Regions from separate parts of the Homo sapiens genome. Here region 2 is linked to region 1. A link is an interaction called in ENCODE POLR2A ChIA-PET data of the cell type or tissue named here. Cell type or tissue: IMR-90. All regions are shown on one strand. Each heading gives the region's core, and the rest is flanking DNA. Links, peaks and the distances in the headings are about the cores only.

Region 1 (12,756 bases), core at 4,722-9,721:
GGTTTTTTCCAATTCTGTGAAGAAAGTCATTGGTAGCTTGATGGGGATGGCATTGAATCTATAAATTACCTTGGGCAGAATGGCCATTTTCATGATACTGATTCTTCCTACCCATGAGCATGGAATGTTCTTCCATTTGCTTGTATCCTCTTTTATTTCATTCAGCAGTGGTTTGTAGTTCTCCTTGAAGAGGTCCTTCATGTCCCTTGTAAGTTGGACTCCTAGGTATTTCATTCTCTTTGAAGCAATTATGAATGGGAGTTCACTCATGATTTGGCTCTCTGTTTGTCTGTTATTGGTGTACAAGAATGCTTGTGATTTTTGCACATTGATTTTGTATCCTGAGACTTTGCTGAAGTTGCCTATCATCTTAAGGAGATTTTGGGCTGAGACAGTGGGGTTTTCTAGATATACAATCATGTCATCTGCAAACAGGGACAATTTGACTTCCTATTTTCCTAATTGAATGCCCTTTATTTCCTTCTGCCTAATTGCCCTGGCCAGAACTTCCCAACACTATGTTGAATAGGAGTGGTGAGAGAGGGCATCCCTGTCTTGTGCCAGTTTTCAAAGGGAATGCTTCCAGTTTTTGCCCATTCAGTATGATATTGGCTGTGGGTTTGTCATAGATAGCTCTTATTATTTTGAGATATGTCCCATCAATACCTAATTTATTGAGAGTTTTTAGCATGAAGTGTTGCTGAATTTTGTCAAAGGCCTTTTCTGCATGTATTGAGGTAGTCATGTGGTTTTTGTCTTTGGTTCAGTTTATCTGCTGAATTACAATTATTGATTTTCATATGTTGCACCAGCCTTGCATCTCAGGGATGAAGCCCACTTGATCATGGTGGATAAGCTTTTTGATGTGCTGCTGGATTCAGTTTGCCAGTATTTTATTGAGGATTTTTTCATCAATGTTCATCAAGGATATTGGTCTAAAATTCTCTTTTTTTGTTGTGTCTCTGCCAGGCTTTGGTATCAGGATTATGCTGGCTTCATAAAATGAGTTAGGGAGGATTCCCTCTTTTTCTGTTGATTGGAATAGTTTCAGAAGGAATGGCACCTGCTCCTCCTTGTACCTCTGGTAGGATTCAGCTGTGAATCCATCTGGTCCTGGACTTTTTTTGGTTGGTAAGCTATTATTGCCACAATTTCAGAGCCTGTTATTGGTCTATTCGGAGATTCAACTTCTTCCTAGTTTAGTCCTGGGAGGGTGTATGTGTCAAGGAATTTATCCATTTCTTCTAGATTTTCTAGTTTTTGCGTAGAGGTGTTTATAGTATTCTCTGATGGTAGTTTGTATTTCTGTGGGATCAGTGGTGATATCCCCTTTATCTTTTTTATTGCATCTATTTGATTCTTCTCTCTTTTCTTCTTTACTAGTCTTGCTAGTGGTCTATCATTTTTGTTGATCTTTTCAAAAAACCACCTTCTGGATTCATTGGTTTTTTGAAGGGTTTTTTGTGTCTCTATCTCCTTCAGTTCTGCTCTGATCTTAGTTATTTCTTGCCTTCTGCTAGCTTTTGAATGTGTTTGCTCTTGCTTCTCTAGTTCTTTTAATTGTGATGTTAGGGTGTCAATTTTAGATCCTTCCTGCTTTCTGTTGTGGGCACTTAGTGCTATAAATTTCCCTCTACACACTGCTTTGAATGTGTCCCAGAGATTCTGGTATGTTGTGTCTTTGTTCTCATTGGTTTCAAAGAACATCTTTATTTCTGCCTTCATTTCATCATGTACCCAGTAGTCATTCAGGAGCAGGTTGTTCAGTTTCCATGTAGTTGAGTGGTTTTGAGTGAGTTTCTTAATCCTGAGTTCTAGTTTGATTGCACTGTTGTCTGAGAGACAGTTTGTTATAATTTCTGTTCTTTTACATTTGCTGAGGGGTGCTTTACTTCCAACTGTGGTCAATTTTGGAATAGGTGTGGTGTGGTGCTGAAAAAAAATGTATATTCTGTTGATTTGGGGTGGAGAGTTCTGTAGATGTCTGTTAGGTCTGCTTGGTGCAGAGCTGAGTTCAATTCCTGGATATCCTTGTTAACTTTCTGTCTCATTGATCTGTCCAGTGTTGACAGTGGGGTGTTAAAGTCTCCCATTATTATTGTGTGGGAGTCTAAGTCTCTTTCTAGGTCTCTAAGGACTTGCTTTATGAATCTGGGTGCTCCTGTATTGGGTGCATATATATTTAGGATAGTTAGCTCTTCTTGTTGAATTGATCCCTTTACCATTATGTAATGGCCTTCTTTGTCTCTTTTGATCTTTGTTGGTTTAAAGTCTGTTTTATCAGAGACTAGGATTGCAACCTCTGCCTTTTTTTGTTTTCCATTTGCTTGGTAGATCTTCCTCCATCCCTTTATTTTGAGCCTATGTGTGTCTCTGCAGGTGAGATGGGTTTCCTGAATACAGCACACTCATGGGTCTTGACTCTATCCAATTTGCCAGTCTGTGTCTTTTAATTGGAGCATTTAGCCCATTTACATTTAAGGTTAATATTGTTATATGTGAATTTGATCCTGTCATTTTGATGTTAGCTGGTTATTTTCCTTGTTAGTTGATGCAGTTTCTTCCTAGCCTCCATGGTCTTTACAATTTGGCATGTTTTTGCAGTGGCTGGTACCGGTTGTTCCTTTCCATGTTTAGTGCTTCCCTCAGGAGCTCTTGTAAGGCAGGCCTGGTGGTGACAAAATCTCTCAGCATTTGCTTGTCTGTAAAGGATTTTATTTCTCCTTCACTTCTGAAGCTTAGTTTGGCTGGATATGAAATTCTGGGTTGAAAATTCTTTTCTATAAGAATGTTGAATATTGGCCCCCACTCTCTTCTGTCTTGTAGAGTTTCTGCAGAGAGCTCAGCTGTTAGTCTGATGGGCTTCCCTTTGAGGGTAACCCGACCTTTCTCTCTGGCTGCCCTTAACATTTTTTCCTTCATTTTAACTTTGGGGAATCTAACAATTATGTGTCTTGGAGTTGCTCTTCTCGAGGAGTATCTTTGTGGTGTTCTCTGTATTTCCTGAATGTGAATGTTTACCTGCCTTGCTAGATTGGGGAAGTTCTCCTGGATAATATCCTGCAGAGTGTTTTCCAACTTGGTTCCATTCTCCCCATCACTTTCAGGTACACCAATCAGACGTAGATTGGCTCTTTTCACATAGTGCCATATTTCTTGGAGGCTTTGTTCATTTCTTTTTATTCTCTTTTCTCTAAACTTCTATTCTCGCTTCATTTCATTCATTTCGTCTTCCATCGCTGATACCCTTTCTTCCAGTTGACCTCATTGGCTACTGAGGCTTGTGCATTCATCACGTAGTTCTCGTGCCATGGTTTTCAGCTCCATCAGGTCCTTTGAGGACTTCTCTGCATTGGTTATTCTAGTTAGCCATTTGTCTAATTTTTTTTTCAAGGTTTTTAACTTCTTTGCTGTGGGTTCAAACTTCCACCTTTAGCTTGAAGTAGTTTATCTTCTGAAGCCTTCTTCTCTCAACTCGTCAAAGTCATTCTCTGTCCAGCTTTGTTCCATTGCTGGTGAGGAGCTGCGTTCCTTTGGAGGAGGAGAGGTGCTCTGATTTTTAGAGTTTCCAGTTTTTCTGCTCTGTTTTTTCCCCATCTTTGTGATTTTATCTACCTTTGGTCTTTGTTGATGGTGACGTACAGATGAGTTTTTGGTGTGGATGTCCTTTCTGTTTGTTAGTTTTCCTTCTAACAGTCAGGACCCTCAGCTGCAGGTCTGTTGGAGTTTGCTGGAGGTCCACTCCAGACCCTGTTTGCCTGGGTATCAGCAGCGGTGGCTGCAGAACAGCGAATATTGGTGAACCGCAAATGCTGCTGCCTGATTATTCCTCTGGAAGTTTTGTCTCAGAGGAGTACCCAGCTGTGTGAGGTGTCAGTCTGCCCCTACTGGTGGGTGCCTCCCAGTTAGGCTACTCGGGGGTCAGGGACCCACTTGAGGAGGCAGTCTGCCCATTCTCAGATCTCAAGCTGAGTGCTGGGAGAATCACTGCTCTCTTCAAAGCTGTCAGACAGGGACATTTAAGTCTGCAGAGGATTCTGCTGCCTTTTGTTTGTCTGTTCCCTGCCCCCAGAGGTGGAGCGTACAGAGGCAGGCAGGCCTCCTTGAGCTATGGTGGGCTCCACCCAGTTCGAGCTTCCCGGCCGCTTTGTTTACCTACTCAAGCCTGAGCAATGGTTGGCGCCCCTCCCCCAGCCTCTCTGCTGCCTTGCAGTTTGATCTCAGGCTGCTGTGCTTTCAATGAGTGAGGCTCCGTGGGTGTAGGACCCTCTGAAGCAGGTGCGTGATATAATCTCCTGGTGTGCCATTTGTAAAGCCCATTGGAAAAGCACAGTATTAGGGTGGGAGTGACCCGATTTTCCAGGTTCCATCTGTCACCCCTTTCTTTGACTAGAAAGAGAATTCTCTGACCCCTTGTGCTTCCTGGGTGAGGCGATGCCTCGCCCTGCTTCAGCTCACGCATGGTACGCTGCACCCACTGTTCTGCACCCACTGTCCAGCACTCCCCAGTGAGATGAACCTGGTACCTCAGTTGGAAATGCAGAAATCACCCATCTTCTGCAGCGCTTACGCTGGGAGCTGTAGACTGGAGCCATTCCTATTCGGCCATCTTGGCTCCACCTCCATTTAATGTTAAGTTTAATTCAAAATCCCGACAAGATTTCTTGTAGATATAGACAATGTTACTCTAATATTTACATGAAAAGGCAAAGGAGCTAGAATATCCAAAACAATTTTGAGAAGGTAGAATACAGTAGGAGGTATCAGTCTACTCAATTTCAAAACTTATTATACAGATATAGGAATCAAGACTGGTAGTATTCGTAAAGGAATAAACATATAGATCAATGGAACAGAATAAAGAACCCAGAAATAGAACCATATAAGTACAACTTGATCATTTTTAAGAAAGATGTAAATGCAATTCAGTGTAGGAGCAATAGCCTTGTCAACAAATGGTACTGGAGCAATTGAATATCCACAGGCAAAAAACAGAAACAAAACCTTGATGTAAACCACACACATTATGCGAAAGTTTATTCAAAATGGATCACAGACTTAAACATAAAATGTAAAACTGTAAAACTTTCAGAATAGAAGCATAAAAGAAAATCTTCAAGATCGAGGACTAGGCAAAATGTTTTTAGATCGAACACTGAAAGCATAATATATAAAAGGAAAATATTGATAAATTGAGCTTCACCAAAATTTTTAACTTTCTTTCTTCAAAAGACCCTCTTAAAATAATGAAAATACAAGGTATGGATTTGGAGAAAATACTTCCACTCTACATACCCACTAAATGACTGGCATCTAGAATATTTTAAAAATGCTAAAAACATACAATTCAATTAGATAATGGGCAAAATATATGCAAAGACACTATATTGAAGAATATATACAAATGTCACATAAGCCCATAAAACAGTGGTCAGCATCATTCTCCATAAGGAAAACACAAAACCACAATGAAATATCACAACATACCTATGAGAATCAGCAAAATAAAAAATAATGCCGAAATCAAATGCTGTTGAAGATATAGAGAAATTGAGTCACACATAAACTACTGGAGGGAATGTAAAATGTTACTGCCACCTGGAAAACAGCAGTTTTTTTAGAAACTAAACATGTAACCACCATTGACCCAGCAATTGTACTCCTGGGCTTTTATCCCAGAATAATCAAAACTTATGTTGACACTAAAACCTGTGCATGAATGTTTATAGCATTCTTATTCACAGTAAAAATCCCAAACTGGAAACAACCCCAATGTCCTTCAATGGTTTAAACAAATTATGGCATATCCATATCATACCAGCAATTAAAAGGAATTAACTATCAACACACAGAACTTGGATGACTCCCCAGAGAATTATGCTGAGTGGAAGAGAAAAAAAAAGCCAATCTCAAAAGGTTACAAATTGTATGACTCCATTTTTATAACATTCATAAAATGACAAAATGATAGAAATGGAGAACAGATTAGTAGTTTCCAGGGAACAGCAAAGAAGGAAGTGAGGCTAGAAAAAGGACAATGTGAGGGATCCTTGTAGTGATGTAAGTATTCTGCATCTAGACTGTATCAATGGCAGTATCCTGCTTTTTTGTACTGATGTTTTGCAAGATGTTGCCAGTGGAGGAAACTGGGCAAAGGGTACTAAAAGAACTCTGTATTATTTCTTACAACTACATGTGAATCTATATTATTTCAAAATAAAAGTTTGAAACAACAATAAACACAATAGACCCTTCACATCAAAATATTAATAGAACTTTTATTGCTTCTTTTCCTAAATTACTTTTACTAAATAATTTCTCTGAACTGAGTTGGTCAGTGAGGACATCTGGTTTCTTCCAGACTTGCTGCATTTCTCTCCACCACTCTGTCCTCACCCTAGACCCTTTCAGGAAAAAGTTACCTGGGCACTTTCAGCCTTCCCCTGCTCAGTAGGCCTGGTCAGATTTCCAGACTCAGTTCTCAGAGCTTTCTTCCCTTATCATACAGCACTGGAGGGCATTCTGGAGGCCACCTCTCTACTAAAATTAGGGGTAATTAAGGAAACAGACATAATCCAGTTTCATTCATTTGAAATGGTGAAGCAGTCAGCAGTCATACATCCTCAATAGAGATGAAATACAACAAATAGAGAAGTATTAATTTAGCAGAGAAGGATATGGAAGACTAATAAAATTAAGAGAAAATGGAAAAGCAGTAATAATTTATTAAAAACTGTTGTTTGGTGAGGTATTAATGTCTGGGGCTCACCATTAGAGTGGAGAACCTTCAGCAGCATCTACACAGAGCAGCCATTTGTGGCTGGAAGGGGTGGGCTCCATGAAATGTCCCTTATATTCCTTGGGTGCCTGGTTGCCGCCTCCTGAAATTAGCCTTTCATAGCACCATGGACCTTATATCCCTTCTTAATTGTTTCAGATTCATTTTGCTGTAAGTGTGAGACCCATTTCATGCAAGATTTTATTGAAATCTTACTGGTACACAACTAGCCATTTACTGATAGATTTAGTGGGCAGATTTTCTCAACCACAGCACAAAGTTAGCTTCGAAGGGCTGGAAAGATAACTCCAAGGGAGTTTTAATATATTATTGTATTAGTGTTTATTGCTAGTGTTTTGTTTGTAAAAATTAAATAGGTTTCCCAAAGCACATACCTTTTGACCCCACTACATTAACAGAGGCTTAATTATTTACATGTGTCTAAAGTTTGATATTACAAAAAGGAATTTTTATACATTTTTAAATACTAAGATGTAATATCAATTGATGATAATTTCAATACATACCCAAATTATTTATTGACCTAATACCTGTATTTCCTTATAAAGCCAAACTGAGTTATAATAAATGCTATACCTTGACCTTGTTATCATCATAATTTGTTTTTATTGTTAGAAAAACCTATATATCACATGACATGTGTAAGAAAGGGAGGAGGGAAGAAGCTGATTTATTTGCTCTCCAACAAATCATATTCACCTTCTTCCTTGGAGGCCACTTGACCTCTGCAAACCCATATGTCATCCATCTCTCTGTCCTCCAAGCATGTGGTCACTGGTTGTGGGTGGGTTCTACACTCTGTGTTTGTTTTGATAAATGAAGAGCTGGCTCAAATACCATGTGTGACCTGACCGAGACTGAGTCTCAGGTTTCTGACATGTGAGGCTGCCATGGAGGTTTTGTTGAGTGTAGAGAGAAATGGCCACAAATTTGAAGATGTTGTCTATCTCTAGAGCTGGTGTTATTCAGTCATGTTGGGCAGATTCTGTTTTCTGAAGGGTGAAGAATAATGGAGATGGGATTATTCTTGAATGCTGCTGATTCTTTGGAGTTTGCTGAGTTGCTTTAGGAAATAAGAAATGAATCGGAGGCCCAGGTAGTTCCTCACTGCCTCCAGGACCCAGCATCACTGGGTCACCCTAGGGAGCAATGATAAAGAGAACATCAGGGACAATATCCCTGGCCTGGACTCTGGTCACCTAAGAAGGGGCACCCTTGGCAGTGACAATGAAAGAGAGAAAAATGTAGTGGATTCTACCTGATGAGGATCCCAACTGGAGTTGTTCTCAGATCATTTTGTGAACACACAGGAGAGAGCAATTAGGGAAATTCAGAGAAAATTTTAGGGTATTTGGAAAGGTAGAATCAACACAGTACTCAGAATTAGGATCCTGGACATTTGGGAGTTAAACATAAACGTGACCCCATTTTACCATCACTGACTGAGGAGGCTTACTAATTTGGTATATGACTATATCTGCATTTATTAATTTTTTCTAACTGCAGTATTTCCAGAACTTTACATGCAGTAACTTGGTTCTTAAAAAAGCCTTGCCAGGGTTGGGCGTGGTGGCTCACACCTGTAATCCTAGCACTTTGGGAGGCCGAGGCGGGCGGATCACGAGGTCAGGAGATTGAGACCATCCTGGTTAACATGGTGAAACCCCGTCTCTACTAAAAATACAAAAGTTAGCCAGGCGTGGTTGTGGGCACCTGTAGTCCCAGCTACTTGGGAGGCTGAGGCAGGAGAATGGCGAGAACCCCGGAGGCGGAGCTGGCAGTGAGCCGAGATCATGCCACTGCACTCCAGCCTGGGTGACAGAGCGAGACTCCATCTCAAAAAGAAAGCCTTGCCAGGCAGATATTGTCCCCATTTGACTTATAGGATTAGTGAGGCTCAGAGTGTTGAGTAATTTGCACAATGTCACTCAACTGCTTGAATGGTAGGTGTGTCTGTTCTCAAAGGCTGGGCTACATCTCCTCACTAGCTGTATCCCCGATTTCCAATCCTGGGCTTGATTCCAAAGGATACAGGAGTCCTGTGGAAGGATAGGCTTGCTACACCTTGAATCCCACTTAGAAGTTCACCTGAGGGATGGCTCTTGACCATGACTGGGCCGGTCATCACACCTCATCCTGTAGGGAGAAGGGGTAGAGCACATGGATAGAGGGAAGGAGGAGGGATTTCCTAAGGGTGATTGTGTTCTGGCCCAACAAATCCACACTGTCCACTATATCTCCCCATGTGAGGAAGCGATTTATCACTTGGGGGTGGGAGATCAAATGGGTGAGGAAGATTGCATCACACAGAGCAGAAGCTTCAAGGGCTTGCCTCACAACTGATTCATTGCAGTGATCTCCAGAGCCTGAACCCCTGGGATCCAGGCCATCATCTCCCTGACAGGAACAGATAACAAACTTGTTTCTCCCCACAACTGATGCCTGAAACCAATCTCAAACTGCCCACCTCTTCCCTGGAAAACAGTCCTCATAGATGAGTAACAAGATTGCCAACTCCAAGGGCACCAATTCTAATCTGTCTTGTCAGGTCAACCCAGACAGATTTCTTTCTCAGAAAATTGATTTCTTCAAACAATTATATAGCAAGCATTTGCCATTCCCTTAAAAGATGGACACAATGACAGAAAAGAAGCTAGAACATAGTATCCATATAATTTTTATACCACCCGTTGCAGACTGAGACAGAGATTAGGCTGGGTGACATGCAGTGTGTGTCACCCACATAGAAGTGGCAAAAATTATTTAGCTTAAAATAAACGGTTACCATGTATAATTAAAACTTTCAAAGAGTTGTCCATTGATCGAAAAACATGATCCCCTGCTCTTGTTTCCAGCTGTATGTGGAGCTGATTGGCTCATTTAGGGGCAATATGCCTTTGATATTTGAATCCGTCGTTCACTTTAACTTTAAACAGACAGGCTGGGGAGAGGAAGCTGGGCTGGTGATGTGCTAATTCTTGTTTGTGATTTACCCCCGAGAAACTATAAGAAACCTGCAACTTATTGTACATTAACAACTGAAACTGGAGACAACCACATCTGGTTTGTTGGTTGGTCCTCCCCCACCCCTCCCTCTGCTTTTTTAAAAAAACACAGCAACCCAAAATGCTCAAGCTAGATAGTTTGATTAAAATGGTTAATTTATCAGGGATAAAAGGTTGGAGGATAAATTACTCCCGAGAGAAAGGTTGAGTCATTTTGCAAGACGGGTTATAAGCATCAGTAGATAAAAGCAATTTTTTTAGCCTATTATGGAATTTCTCAAAGCCGTTGTATAAAGAATGTGTGGTAAAGCTTTTAAAATGGATTCAAGTTTTGCAGTTGGAGGGCCAAGTGGCTCTGAACCACTGGAGTAGTCTGTCTGGTACCGGTTTTGGTCTCTCACAGAGGCCCATGGTCCTGAGGAAGCAGATGGGGTGTGGGTTGGTTTGAGGTAGGAAGCAATCAGCTTAATAAGGGGCCCCTTTGTCCATTAAAAATATATTTTATGATTGCATTGGTGTGAAGAAAAATATATTAATATTATATATGAAAACATTTTAAACTCTTCCTCTCACTCCTCCTCTCCCCTTCCCTCTTCTCTGCTTCCCTCTTCCCCCACCCTGCCCCTCTGTTTCCACCTGCTTTCCTGTCCATTCCTTTCCTTGTTTCTGGCTTTGTCTATCCACAACACTCTCCATAGTCTCTTATCCCGGCCACTGCAATGTCTCGCCTGCTGTTTTTCTGACTCACCTTTGAAATATTCCTTTGACTTTAATTAAACTCAAGGGCCTGGAAAACTCATTCATTCCTGTCTTTAAAAAAAATAGACAAGCATAATTTCCAGGCCGTTTTCTTGATTTTCAGTTCCTACACTTTTTTCAGCTCTCAACGACTGTAATCTCTTCTTTCACACAATACTTTCTTTTCCCATAGTCAACCAACTTGGCCTCATGTCAGTTGAGCATTGATTTTTTTTTTTAAGAAAATGCTACCGATAAAGAAGCTAGCACAATGAAAAGGATCCAGTGGCAATTGGAATGAATGGCCCTACATTTTCAGGCCTTCTGAAAATGATTTTTCATTTATGAGATGCTTTTGACTCTAGTCCAGACCAAAACAAAGAAGGGTCAAATTTTCCTGAGAATCACAATGTAGTGACGCCTGGGATTTATTGAGAAAATCTTTCATGATGAGATTTCCAGTTCATATTTCCAGGTGTGGAAAGTGTTTTCCCAGTTTAATGAGAGCACCAACAGGGTAGGTACTTGCCTGATTCAAACAGGTAAATAGATTTGTGGTCTTCCCATTACACGTGGGTTTTATTGATTCTACCGCTGTTAGTTACATGGGATTAAGATGATGTTGAAATGAACTCACCATGCTCAGGTCCTAGAGAGAAAATCCATGACTCATATGGATGAGTCTTAGTGAATGAGGTTTGCTAGAGGATTGTGTGTCTCTTGGGAACTTCAAAGCTCAGAAAAGAAGCTGTTTCTTAAAACTAGGCAGGAAAACCATTTATGAAAACTCTGGCCATGATTTCAGAGCACATGAGAGGATGGTGAGGAAATGAGAAACCAAATGAAATGCCAAGGAAAGAAGTTACCATTTTCTGAGCTTCCACTGTGTTCTGGACACATCACAGACAACATCTCATTTCATCCCTCTCAGGAGACCCAGCAGGAAAGTATTCTCTGTGAGCAACCCCACTGCAACCACCACCCACTTAACAGGTGAGGAAACGAAGGTGGAGAGTCTAAACAACTTGCCCAAGTTTACATACAGTTGCTGTATAAACCCTTTTGCGATTCTTTTGCCTTTGAAGAAACCATTCTTCCAGCATCTCTTCTTGGAGACTTAAGAGTAGAAGCTGTTTATATTAGGCCTTCCAGAAAAGTGACGTTTTTATTTAAAAAGAAAATATTAGCATGTTGTTGGAAGCTCCAAGTCTCCTATGGTAGGACAGGAATCCAGCTAGCGGGGAGGGACTTGGGGGCTGGGGAGACTGGGCATGCACCAGTGAGGAGCCGGCCATCAGCCATCTGCTCTGGGCACTTTATGTGGTTCCTTCACCCTTCCGGGCACCACATTACAACTGTCACAGCAAAGTCCTTCGGGGTGATGTGATACAAAGATGACATTCCCATTTATTAAACTCCTTGAACGAAAATAAACAGAGGGAAATTATTAAATATTGCAATATCGCATATGTTGTGTCTAATTTAGGATTCACCATAGACTAAAATCATCACTGTTTACAAAAACACTATCTGAGTGCTGGGTACTTTCAACGAGATTCCTCACATGCAAGGAAAGCACAATACGCATGTTTTCTATTTGAATGCCAAACTCAGAGAGGTTACCTTATTAAAAACCCTAGTTCATATAAATGCCAGGTGTTTTTAGAAAATATCATAGTTCATAAATACTGCATCCCCTCAGATCATCTCCTCAGCCTCTGTCTTCAACATGGTACCAGGAAAAGTGTCAGAACTTGCAAAACCACTTTGAATCCACAAATAAAGGGTGGGTATTAAAAAAAAAATTCAATGCATAAACCCCTGGGAATAATGGAGACAAGCCAAAGAAAAGGGCTTGTCTTTTCAGGAGCTCCCAGAAAGGAGGAAAATCCTCCAGAGAGGCTCCTAACTGGGTGGAAAAAGGCTCAAAATGGAACCAAAGTTTAATTGCCTCTCCAGGAGCCAAGCCAGGCCTGGAGGGAAAATGGGAGACAGGTCTTTGATTCAGCGCATCTGTACCACAGGGGCCTCACCATGTGCAGGCCAGCATGATCCTCCCCCTCCAGAATGTGTTCGCACTTCCTGTATCCTTCCCCAATACACACTAATGCACCTGTGGGGTGGGGAAGGGGCTCTCTTTTAGAGACAAGCTTGGGCCCCAAGAAGGAAATTACATAACAATAAAGTCATTCTGGGTTTGTCTCACTAACCTAT
Region 2 (12,756 bases), core at 3,758-8,757, 130 kb before region 1:
AGTAAAATACTTAGAAAGGGATGGCTCTTTAGCATTTATCTTTGTATTTAATATAAGTTATTTAAGTATATATATAAAAGTTAATTTTTTGTTGTTGTTGTTGTTGAGACAGAGTCTCGCTGTCGCCCAGGCTGGAGTGCAGTGGCGCAATCTCGGCTCACTGCAGGCTCCGCCCCCTGGGGTTCACGCCATTCTCCTGCCTCAGCCTCCCGAGTAGCTGGGACTACAGGCGCCTGCCACCTCGCCTGGCTAATTTTTTGTATTTTTAGTAGAGACGGGGTTTCACCGTGTTAGCCAGGATGGTCTCGATCTGCTGACCTCGTGATCCGCCCGCCTCGGCCTCCCAAAGTGCTGGGATTACAGGCGTGAGCCACCGTGCCCGGCCAAAAGTTAATTTTTAATAATGACTATGTTTAATACTTGATTCACAGAATTCCAGAGGAGCCCACAATGGGCTCTTGTGAGTCTTTTTGGCTGGCTCCAGCACATGACTGCCTTGTCATCATTCTCCCAGGTCCTAGAGGTTCAGCCTGCTTCCCTCATCTTTTAGAAGTCTCACCCCAAGGCAGATGCATTGCCTAGACTGATAAATGGTCAATCTCTTAAATGTGCTCTCTGTTAATTGAGGCAGGAAGCTCTTTCATTCATCTCCACCTCCTCAGGGTGGTCCAACAAGGCACAGCAAACATTTGATGAGTGACTGAGTGAGTAGCTGCTGGGAACAGGCTGGCTGTGGAGGCACAGAAATAAATTCTAGGTTCCCTGCTCCACGTTTTCACAGCTCATGATGCTTCTTGGGCCTGGCAACCATCACAGGTGTGACCATCTGCTTAATGGCTGTTTGCATAGCTTGGGGCATCCTTCCATGAGGACAGGGACTGCAGCTGGCTTTTCACTACTCCAGCCCCAGTGTTTAGCGCATAGTAAATGATCAGTCAATGTTTGTTGATTCTGGCTGACTCTACAAAGTTAATAGTACTTTCTGTTAACTATGCAGAAAATACTCAAATGCATTTCTGTTGAAAAAGTATCTCTCATTACAGATAAGGCTAAGCACCCTTTGACCAGCCCTTAATTCCAAATACTCTCCTAATGACAACATGATCACAGCAATTGGTGTGGTGTACATCTTTTCAGTTTTTATTTTGTTTTCATTTACTTACAAATATATCTATAGAAATATATGGCATTGTTTTGGGACTTTTACCTTTTATTGTGAAATATTTACAGATTCACAAGAAGTTGCAAAAATAGTAGAACGAGATCCCTTGTACCCTTCACCCAGTTTCCCCCAGTGATTACATCTTATGTAACTATACAATATCAAAACCGGGAGTTACATTGGTAAAATGTGGGTATATAGTTCTATGCCATTTTATCACATATGTAGACTTGTATAACCACCACCACAATCAGGATACAGGATTATTCCATCAACAGATTATTCCATCACCTATCCCTTTATACTCTTCTCTCCATTCCACAACTCTCTCACCCAACCAACCACTAATCTGTTCTCTATCTTTATAGTTTTGTCGTTTTGAGAATGTTACATAAATGAAATCATACAATATTTGATCTTTTAAGCTTGTTTTTTTCCACTCAGCACAATGCCCTTGGAATTTGAGTCTGTTCTTGTTTGTAATATAAATGACATTGTGTTGCATGTATTCTTTTGAAATGAACTGTATGTCCCAGAGACCTTTCTCTTTCAGTATACTCAGATGGGTCTGATTCTTTTTAACTGTCATATAATGCTCCATAAAATAGATCATCATACTTTCTTAAGTTCCCCTATTGATTGTTGTCCATGAACTCTTCCCCCGTCCCCAACAAGGGGCTGCTTACAGAGCAGTCCCTTTCCCAAGCTCCTCTGCACAGAGGTCCTTACCCGTGAGTTGCACTTAGCCATGTGAAAAGCAGAAAAAATGGTGTTTGGGAGAAGGTGCCCCAAAGATTCCACAGAAGGAGTCTCAAAGCTTGAAGAAAGACTCATCAGCAAGTTCTCATGGCTCTTGAGTCTCTTCTGTTTAACTCTTTCCCTAAGAGGTGGCTTATCTTCTCATCACCCAGACCAATGAATAAAGCCAGAGGGAGAGGAGAAAAATAAACCAGTTATCTCCAGTTGCCCATTCATGTAAATGGCAATTCCCATGGCAGTGATCTCTGCCCCTGAGGCTCCAGAGAGACATCCTGCACACACACACTCTCACACAGACACAGACACACACACACACACAAACGTACTCTCTCTCTCTCTCACACACACATTCTCTCACACTCACACACACCCCCAAGGGAGGTAGGAGCAAGTGATAGAATGCCAATCAGCCTTCTTTTGACCTTTGCGTAGGATTAAGACCCTCTCCAGCAAGCATGTGATGAAGCACTGACTCTGGGGGGTGTTGAATATTAGGTAACAGGGAGGAAGTGAGATTCTGAGAACCCTCCTTTGACCCCACTGAAAGAACACAAGTCACAAACTCACAGCTCCATCCTGAAGGAAGCCTGTCATTGTTTCTGGGCCAGAAAGCTTTGACAAGCCCCAAATCCTAACCTCCAGAGCCCAGTCAAGACTGATTTCTAAAGACTCCAGTTCTGGGCCTCTCACAAATTCCTTATTTGCCTCCCCACCCTTCTCTTGCCACACTCTGAGCATTTGGTACAAAATCTTAGGGCTGGTATCTATGTCTGGAAGACTCAAAACTTTATTTAGAGTTTCCTTATTCTTTGGGAGAATAAGATCAGGCTCATTTTAATAGACTAAACCAGGAATCTAAACTGAAGGCAGAGGCCATGTAAACAAAACCCTTTTATGTGGTGACTCCAAATGAGTTTACTTTAACAAAAACAGGACAAGTAAATAAGTGAGGTTTACAAATATAAACTGCAAAGTTGCTGAAGTGTGAGATAAATTGTCTAAGGCCCTTCTGTTTAAATTCTCTGGCCTGGCATGTCTCCTTTTGAGTTTTTATCAGAGGGAATCTGGGAAGGAGAGAATGTTCTGTACAAGAGAAAAGAATTTCCCATAGTGGGGCCAACCAGTGATCTGATTAGAAGACCTCATGCAGGGGCTACCAAAGCTGACCATTCCTCCCTCCCAGGGTTCAGGGACATACCTGGCTGGTGATATCACCCCTGTTGAAGGGACTGTTAGAAACAGCTTGTTCTGCCATCATGACCCAAGAGACCAATGCAGTGGTGGAGGGAGTTAGGCAGTTGACTTCAGAGAGATGAGAAAAATTCCAGAAGATGTCATTTTTACTTGAGGGGAAATTTCCCTCCTTTATCCACCAAGAGGCAGTGGGTGTGCCCAGCAGGTGGAATTCATTATGAAGATGAGCATCCTTGCCAGTGGGACTGGTGACCTGGCATTCAACCACTCTCCCAGGGAAAGAATCTAAACATGGCATGAGATTTCATCTGAGTGGTTCCAAGACAGTTTTGGATTTGGAGGTGTGAGTAGAGTTCAAACCAGTACAAATATTGTGGGAAAAAGGCAAAGAACAGGGAAGGGGTGGCAAGATAACCTATATGCTGTGGGGTGCTAACACATGTTTAATAACTGGCTCTTGGAGTTGGAAAGAGAACTCTGATTTGCAGCGTTTGTGGATTTCTGTGGTGTAAAGATTCCCAATATGGGTAATTGCAAGTTAACAACAGGAAGTCACTCAGCTCACAAAATTCTTGAATATTAAACAATCAGCCTTTCCTAGCTGGTATGCGCTGGCTCTAGCACACCACTGCCTGCGTGGATCAGGAAGTGGGTCTTAAGGTTGAGAGTGGGAGTGATGGGGGCTTTTCGGGGGAAGTATAAAGTCGGAATCATTTTCCCAGTGATTTAGAGTACCGTGTGTTTCTTTGTTCATAGTACTTAGGATACTTGTTCAAGTATTCTGATACTTGTCTGCTTGCCCTCCTAGACTCCATGGCAGAACTGCATCTCTCTGGGTCACCGATGTGTCCTAGCATCTACCACAGTGCCTAGAACATAGTAAAGCAGTTTTGATTGGTCCAAAGATCTGTAGAATGCTACATTTACTAGTAAAGTACCTACTATGTGCTAGGCACTGTAGTTTTCCCTTGACAGGAAAAAATCCAATTCCATCTTCATAGCAGGCTTCTCAAAGTATGACAGGTAAGTCACATGGAGGGTTGATTACAAATAAAGTTATCTGGGCACTCCCCAGATCTTGCTGAATGTGCAGGGCCCAAGAATCTTCATTTAAACAGCTTCCTATATAGATTTTATGCAAACTTAGATTTTAAAATCACTTTCTCATAGGGTAGATCTTATTATTCCTGTTTTACAGATGAGGAAACTGAGGCTGATGGGTCTCAGTAACTTCCCCAAGGTTACACATTGGATAACTCAGGGGTCTAGGACACTAAGCTAGACCTTCCAGATGCCAGTTAATAGGCTAGATGGGCTCCCATAGAATAAAACCGAATGAATGAATGCATGACAGATGTCTCCACTGGGTGTGCAGTGTGGAATTCAAGAGGCAAGAGGGGAAGCCTGTAGGAGTCAATTATATTTGTTTTGGGGTGAAGTGATATGCCAGGCTTAGAGTAGAGACAGTGGACACAGTAAGACATTGAGATAATTAAAAATTGTTCAATGCTATGCTCTGTGTCAGGTACATTCAGAATATCACATCTTAAGTGAGCTTTACATTATAACTTCATTTAATTTGTATAACATCTCAGCAGGAGAGCTTCTGTCACCCATCATTTTTAGAGTGTAATTCAGGAAGAATAACTCACTGAGTTCACCATTAAGAAGCAGAGGAGCTGAGGTTGGAGCCCTAGTTTCTTTCCGTCTACGCTCCTTGGCCCCTAATAAATTGGGGTTCAAACCCATGTACTCTGATTACAGGGGACGTGAAGGCCATTACAAGGGAAAGTGAGGGTCAGCTGTAGTCGTGAGATTCCTACCAGCCCCAGTCAGAGGAGCTTTGGCAGCAGTTGGAAGAAACACAGCAGAGGAACATCAGTTGCCACGACCACTGGAAAACACAAGTCTATGTCTGTATGTTCCTGGAGAATGTCACTGTTGCTGGGGCATCCCAAGCACTGATGTGGACAGATGCTATCTGTTGGTAAAATGATTTCCTTATGGCTCTTCAGTAGCCTAGACCCTGCATTTTGTCTTATCCCATGGCCATGTGCAGGTCAAATGAGGCTGGGAACATCTGTTCTGAGGCAGTATTTTTTTTTTTAAGATAAAAGTCATCAGGGATGATTAAAACTTCAGAATGAAAGGAGGTGATTTCTGAAGAATGTTCTCTTTGTCATCTTTTCCTCCCGCTTCTTCCTCTTCATCTTCTCCACTCATAGTTTTGCACAGAGCTAATGACTAAGTTATGAAAATAAAAGTCTTGCTGGCTACAAGAGGCACATATTTGCATGGTGCGGGGGGATGGAGTTGAAGAGCTTGCATTTTGTCTGGGAATCATCCCTCATAAGCCCATGAGTTTGGAACCAACATGACACAGAATAATTAACAAGAAAGCCAGTGTCTGCAAAGAGGCATTCTTTAAAGAATGTCTAAGATTCTGTGGATGGGAAGAAGATATGACATGAGGCTGAGGAACAGAGGAGGGGACATCAACCAAATGGCTCTGCCAGGGCCTTGCTTTTTATTGACCCACTCTTGCTGGTCTTTCCTAAAGCATAGGAGTGTGAGGCTTCCTGCATCATCATTGGGATTATAGATTGACATAATCTTTCTGGAGAGCAAGTAGGCAAAATAGCACAACCTGAGATGGGTGCCTACCCTTGACTATGGTAAACCACTAGGGTTTTGGAGTTGTTACTGCAACATAATTTAGCCTCATCCAGAATGAAACAGTAGGTAATGACTTACATTTAGGCAAAAAATGTTTGCATCCTACAATAGATCCCTCTGTAGATCTAAAATAAGAAGATTCTTTACACTTATTGATATGCAAGACTCTCTGTATTAGTCGGGTCCTCCAGAGAAACAGGACCAATAGAATTGGAATTGGCTCATGCAGTCATGGAGGCCAAGAAGTACCACAGTATGCCACTTACAAGCTGGAGAATCAGGAAAGCCAGTGGTGTAATTCAGTCCAAAGTCCAAGTCCAAAAGCTTGAGAACCAGGACGAAGTGTGAAGGCAGGAAAAGATGGATTTCCCAGCTCAAACAGAGAGTAGATTCTCCCTTTTCCTGCCTTTTTTGTTCTATTTGGGCCCTTAATGGATAGATGATGCCCACTCATGTTGGTGAGAGGGATCTTTACTCAGTCTACTGATTCAACTGCTAATCTCATCTAGAAATGAGCGTAGTGTTAGTAGTGCCTCATGGTCACACCCACATATAATGTTTTACCAGCTATCTGGGCATCCCTTAGTCCAGTCAGCTTGACACATCAAATTAACCATCCCATTCTCCAAGATACATTTTCAAGTAGAAAAGACCTCTAGTAGCATGCATGGCATGAACCCAGTTTGGTAAAGTCACACATGGAAACTGTAGGTAGCCTTATGTGTTTAAAAGTTGGACTGCACAATACCTTCCTGCTTGTGGCATTTGGAACAAGCTTTTCTGCAGGCTGTTCCAGGGCACCGATTCTTAGGTGGACTCTTTCATGATTTTGGGTTCTCAGCCGCCTAATTGGTACAACATTATAAATACTCAGGAAGCCAAAGCCTATAAAAGTCCTATCTTTACTCTTGTCTCATGACACACAAAGTATGTGGAGTTCCCAGCACGTAAAGATCTCACCGGGTGCTGAAATGTGTGGAAAGTGCTTTATGTTGATGTGTTTGGGAAGACAACTCCCCCACCTCCCTGTGTGGCTCCTTTTTATTCTGTCATTCATTATAGCATGTGGTTGCCCAGGATTTATGAAAAGACGTATTCTATTTATACCACTTCACACAACTCTCTATCTCACACTGCCCCCTAATACCACCACCGCCACTAGTTAGAAAGTGAAAACTGAACTCAAGCTTTGGCAGCCTCACCCCTCCTATTGGTGTTGATTGCCCATGTGACTGGCATGTGGTTTTACAGTGGCTTTGTAATTTCTCTTGGCGTCCTGTAGGCAAAATGTGTGATGGTTCATATCAGCATTTTCTTGGGCAGCCAAAATTCTAGTTATTAGTAAACGTGGGTCTCCCCAGCCTTAAGATGCCCTGAAGATTTTAACACTAACACTACTACTACTACTAGTAATAGTTGTATTAGTATTAAAATTAACAGCAACGATCACTTATTTAGTGTGAACTGTGCTAGGCCCTGTGCTAAACATTTCATATGCCTTATCAAATTTGACCCTCACCATACACAACCCTTTGAAGTAGCATAATGATAATCTGCAGTTATCTCATAGATGAGGATGTGAGGTAAATAGCCCAGGGTCACGTAGTTGGGAAGGGGCAATGCTGAGATTGCAATGCAGATAGCTGGGACTCCAGATTTTGAGTTAGAATTTCACCCTTTTGGCCCAAGGCTTGTTAATGATGAGGCACATACTTTAAGGTGACCTTCACTCCCCACCATAATTTTCCATTTAGTCTATAAGGCCTGTATCCGAGTCAGCAGAGGGAATGGGAGAGAAAGGATCAAGAAATCTACCATTAAGCCACAAAAAAACCTCAGCATTGCTGCCTCTTGGCACCCCCTAAAGTGAGATTGAATAGAGCTCAGAAAGAGCCAGCCTGTCTGCCCAAAAGCTGCCACTCTCATCAATCCATTGATCACACACACTTTCAGCCACCCTGCCAGGTATTCCACATTATTACACAAGACAGCATCCACCTGCAATTCCCGGGGACCCATGCCTCCTCTCCAGCATAAATCCTTTCCCTCTCCTGCAGTGCTCCCAAAAATGAAATGGACAAAAAATGCCAGCCACTTAACAACCCTTCAGGCAATTGGTCCGTTTTTCTTTGGCCTAAAGTTCTATCTTTTGACAGCCAGTGTGAAAGGGTAGAGGAAATCATGATTTTAGATAATTCCACCTTCCTCTAGCTTGGTAACCTCCTCTCCAAGGCCATTCATGCAGCCTACTTGGAACACCTTCAATCTCCATCGCTACCAGTGAAGCTAGAAAAGTCATTTCCTTCTCTTGGGACTAGGTCCGGATGCCTTAGGATAGCCGACAGCGCCCTTTAGAACCTGGTCTACCTTCACCTCTCAGCGTCGCTGCCACCTCCCTTCGTTGAACTTCCTTCAGTTCTTTCTTCAACATACCATGTTCTCTGAGATCTTGGAGCCTTTGGCTGTCCAATTCCCCCTCCACCTGGAATACTTCCTTTTATGTCAAAACTGAACCCACTTCCTTCCCCTGAGTTTTACTCGGTAAACCCACTTATCCTTTAGGACTGAGCTACATCTCACTTCCTGTGGGAAGCCTTCATTGACCACCACCACCTGGGCACACATCCCTGAAGTAAATACACCTTCTACCCCACATTCCCAATCCCTCTGTACTTCTTATCAAAATGATCCTAAAGCTTAGCACACCATTTCTTTGACCAGTTGATCCTTTTCTGATATTCACTTACCTTAATATTCTTACAAGTGTATATACAAAATTGCTAGTGAAAGGAGTCTATGCCCTAAAGGAACTCTTTACTAATAAGGCCACTGACCACTTTACTAGCTAACTTTTTTGTAAGGCCACTGGATTGAGAGAAAGCTATGGTTCCCATTGCTTCTGTGAACTGAACGGAATGTGTTTTTTAAGTTTATTTGGTGCAGATGGATATGGTGGTAGAAGCCATAACTCTGGATCCTGAGGCTATACCATACTTTTTTTTTTTCCACTGTCTGAAATGTGTGCTTCTGTAAAGCTTTCTCACTTGTCAAAAACAGAAGAGGGAAGGGAGATTACATGTCTGCCTTACTCATTGTGTAGCCCTAGGATCTTCTGTGTCCAGTGGAAGAGAGGAGCTCAGCTGCACACGCAGCTTAGCCATCTTCATTCGTTCATAAGCAAACATTACAGTCTGTAGCCTTATCGCTGCTACCTCCCTCTTCTGCAGCCACGGCAAAAACTCATAAGCTGGTTATCACTAAGCTTGTATTTTTCCATGCCAAGTTTTCCTCCTCATCCCTGCTGATGGAAACATTTGCTTTCCTCCTGGGTTTGCAGTCGGTCTACTCCCACACCAACTCTGCCCAGCGCCCCTGCCCCCTGCAGGTTCTTTCTGCTTTTATTTGAACGCATCACTTTTGGCAAGAAGCAAAGCTCCTTTTGGCCATCCTTACACTTCTGTCACTCTAAAGCCCACTTGCCTCGCATGTGTTACAGCCACAGAGTCACTGACCACACCCCTGTCCCCTGCGCCTATCTTACCCAAGTGCAGGCCACCGATGGACTGGGGGACCATCCCAGGGCCCTCTTGGATGGCCTTGCCATCCCTGTTCCCTTGGGAAGGATGACACAAAGGAGGCATTATGCCAACCTCCATCTGAGCAGGTCCCTCCCACCATATTGCTGCTGTTGCCATAAAGACCAGCTAGGATACGTTTATATTAATTCAAATGCTGTTTGGGGATGGGTATGCAAAACCAAACAACACCACCTGCTGTGGAGAAGTTGCAGGTGTGCTGCACGAAGATTAACCCTGCTGTGTGCAGCTTTGTTTCTGTGGTGACCACATGTGCTTCTTTCCTTGGAAATGCCTCAATTTGCTGTGCTGGATTTGTTAGAGTGTGGGCCATTTCTGGGAAGATCAGTGTGGTGAGTGTCCATCCTTCTGTCTTTGTGCCTCTGTTTCTCTCTCTGCCTCTTTCTCCCCTTCATTCACACACACATGCATGCACGCATATACACACACTTATTTTTAAGGATGGTTTCAGCCTCTTAGGGGAGATTAGTGCACCCTATATAATGAGAGGAGGCTGCATCTGAAAAACATCTGTTGGGCAGTTTGCTGCACTGCAGAATTAACTGAGTCCAAGTGGACAAATATTTGAGCCTGGTTATGGGCTGAGGCATTTTAGCAGAGTAGTTTGGAGAACTCATTGCATTCTCCTCTGTTAATGTATTGCAGCTAGAGTGTGCCTACCAAGGGGCTGGGACCAGATCTGGGGAAATCTGCCCCTCCTTCAGCAGGCTGTTCCACCAAATGCCCACACCAGCACTGGGTCCTGCAGAGTGACCTGCACACACCTCATCCCACCAATAAACATTCAGTCTCACCGTTGGGTCTGTGTCTGTCTGGTCTGCACATCCTGCGTCTAACTGGCCTGTGTCACATGGAACGCCCCTTGAGGGCAGGGTGCATGAGTGTGCCTGACTGTGTGTGTCCCTGTGCCAGTTTGTCACTGAAGTGCTCTGGCTAGAACTCCTCTGCAATGTTGCATATTTTATACAACCAGGTGTAAAAGTATGTCTGTGGCCAAGCCTGCAAAATGTCTCCTGCAAACTGGGATGTTCCCTTCCAACTAGGCAAACCAGGAAAAGAGCCTCCGTGTTTCAAGGACAGGGGTGAGGGCCTGCAGGTCCTGCTTCCTCCTCCTCCAGAAAGGATACTTGCCCTGCCACCATCAGCCCTCCAAACCCTTATGGAGGGGCCTTCACAGGGCTGCAGCTTGGGGGCCTGTTGACTAGTGCCAAAGAGTGTATGTGCAGAAGCCTCCCAGCCCTTGGCCCATGGGGGCTGGGTGGTGGCAGACTGTCCCCAACAATGCCCCACTATTCCATCCAAAGTCCAACAGAAGGGCCAGTGGGAGCAAAGTATAGGCATCCCTCCGTAGGAAGATGAAAGCTCACTTCCTTTTCACCCCCACTGTACCTTCTGCCTTCAGATTACAGCCGCTTGGTGGAGGCTCAGTTCTTTGATGAAGCCAGTGGCACAAAGGACATTGTGCAGGACTCACAAGGGCAGATTCAGGGCCAAGACCCCTCTGTCATCAGGGCCTGGGAATAAGAAAATGCCAGGAATTGGAGAAGCCCTTTCAGTAGCTTGCCTTTCTCAGAATGAGTCCTCAGGACCATGGAAAATATTTGGGCCTCTCTTCCTGACAGGTAATGCTGTTATTTCATCAGTGACAACTCTACCATGGAGACGCTGATTTTAGACCTTGGAAGTTGTATGGGACTATCACAGGACCATGGCCAACCTTTGGAGTAGGCACTCCTGGGTCCCTGGCCCCATCTCCATTTCTACTTTCTGCTCCCTGAAGCTAAAATCTGTTGAGTTCACGATCTTCATTCTGAGAAGCTGGGATCTTCTGCATTCATCTGTACACAGTTCTTTCCAGTCTCCCTCCTGACTTCAGTGTGCTAAACCAGGTACCTGAGGAAGGCAGGATGCAGCAGGTTTACTCCATCACATCCAGATCAATAACCATTAACATTGTGCATAGATGGAGTCCTCCCAGCACTCTACAGAGTGGGCTTTGTCCCTCATCTCTTCTGGAAGTGCTGATTAAAAAAAAAATTCCTGTAGATCTCAAGCCCCTGGATTCTTAGAAACCCTCTGTTCCAAACAACCCAATCTACTCACTGCCCCTAACTGCCTGGTTCTTAAACAAGAGTGTGTTTCAATATCACCCAAGGAGCTTTTGGAACGTGGATCTCCAGGGGCCACATGCAGATTTTGATTCTGCATGTCCACCAAAGCCTAGGAAAGGCCAATCTATTAGGCCCTTCTGTGATTCTGGCATAAGTGGTCACCAGATTTCACTGGATGGGGCAATGCCCTATTGGATGTGCAATGCCAGGTGTTCTGGGTCTATATGTGTCTGCATTGTCTAACAGCTGTGAAATCTTAAGTCTTGGGGGGGGGTTCCTCAAATTGCCTGAAAGTCAGTTTTTCCTTCTAGAAGAATCATGAAAATCATAACACCTCTCTTCAAGGACTGACATGAGCACGTTACCTAGCACCAGGTACCCAGTGCTAACAAATGCCATAGGCTGCCATTGTAATACTGTAACTGTTCATTTGATTACCTGCTCTCAGCCTGTATACTTATTTAGAAGCCCACCCTCCTATTCTCAGCATTCCCATTTATTTCTTCCAGTACTGTAGGTTCCTTAGTGCTCCCTCCTCCTAAAGTGGCCTGACTACCTGCTATTTTTCTGTAGGTTTTTATAAATCTCTCTGCTCTGTCTCTTAAGAGGTTTGTCATAACCGTGTCCTCATTAAGCCCTTTTTAGAACACAGACTGGCCTTTTCAAAGAAGAGGTCCTTCAATTAGCCTATTTAGAAGAAATGGAATTTTCATTAGGGGCACAGACTTGTATAATACACAGAGAGGTATGACCTTAACAACCTCTCAGCCTCTTTCACCTGAGGCCAGGCCAACTCCCTTGACACTAGCCAAGGATTCGTTTTTACACTTCCCAGGCATCGCCCTGCTTTGCTCCAACCCCCATCCCCTGCAGTATTTGACCACGTGGCACCCACAGTTACCTAAAGTAGGATGCAAATAGGAATGCCTTGAGAGACTTGACCATAGCCCCCAAATTCCTAAGCTTATGACTTGCAGCACCTGCCCACGAGGATCGATGTGTCTTTTGGCTTCAATGGGGAGCTATTGGATTCTCCACCTTAGGAAGGTGCCCAACAGCTGCTGTGGATGGTCCCATTGTCCAGGCCTAGAACTAGTCAGAAGGGAATTTTCCCTCTCACCACCATCTTCTATGTGTTCAAGCCCAGTTGACTGGGTGTTCCCACCCATGCACTCTCTCATTTAGTGACCTTTGCTGCTGCTTCCAGCCAGGAATCTTTCTTTCCTCACACTGAAATGCCAACATCAGAACCTGGGTT

The links. Peaks named below come from ENCODE experiments on the same cell type or tissue, not always from the same donor. Only the 100,000 strongest peaks of a DNase experiment are listed, where the experiment ranks them.
Region 2: POLR2A ChIA-PET joins it to region 1 with 5 read pairs; 4 of 35 experiments call an interaction of 5 or more read pairs at or near these places.

The regions. Positions count from the first base shown.
Region 1 is chr3:55,201,000-55,213,755 of GRCh38, reverse strand. The region is part of intron 2 of LOC124906243 (a long non-coding RNA gene); the gene reads left to right. Among named protein-coding and RNA genes, the nearest start is that of LINC02030, 19 kb to the left of the region's middle. In IMR-90, for the core only: no CTCF peak of the experiment used is centred there; a DNase peak (open chromatin) is centred at 7,605; H3K27ac peaks cover 136 bases.
Region 2 is chr3:55,334,241-55,346,996 of GRCh38, reverse strand. The region is part of intron 1 of LOC124906243 (a long non-coding RNA gene); the gene reads left to right. Among named protein-coding and RNA genes, the nearest start is that of LINC02030, 110 kb to the right of the region's middle. In IMR-90, for the core only: no CTCF peak of the experiment used is centred there; no DNase peak of the experiment used is centred there.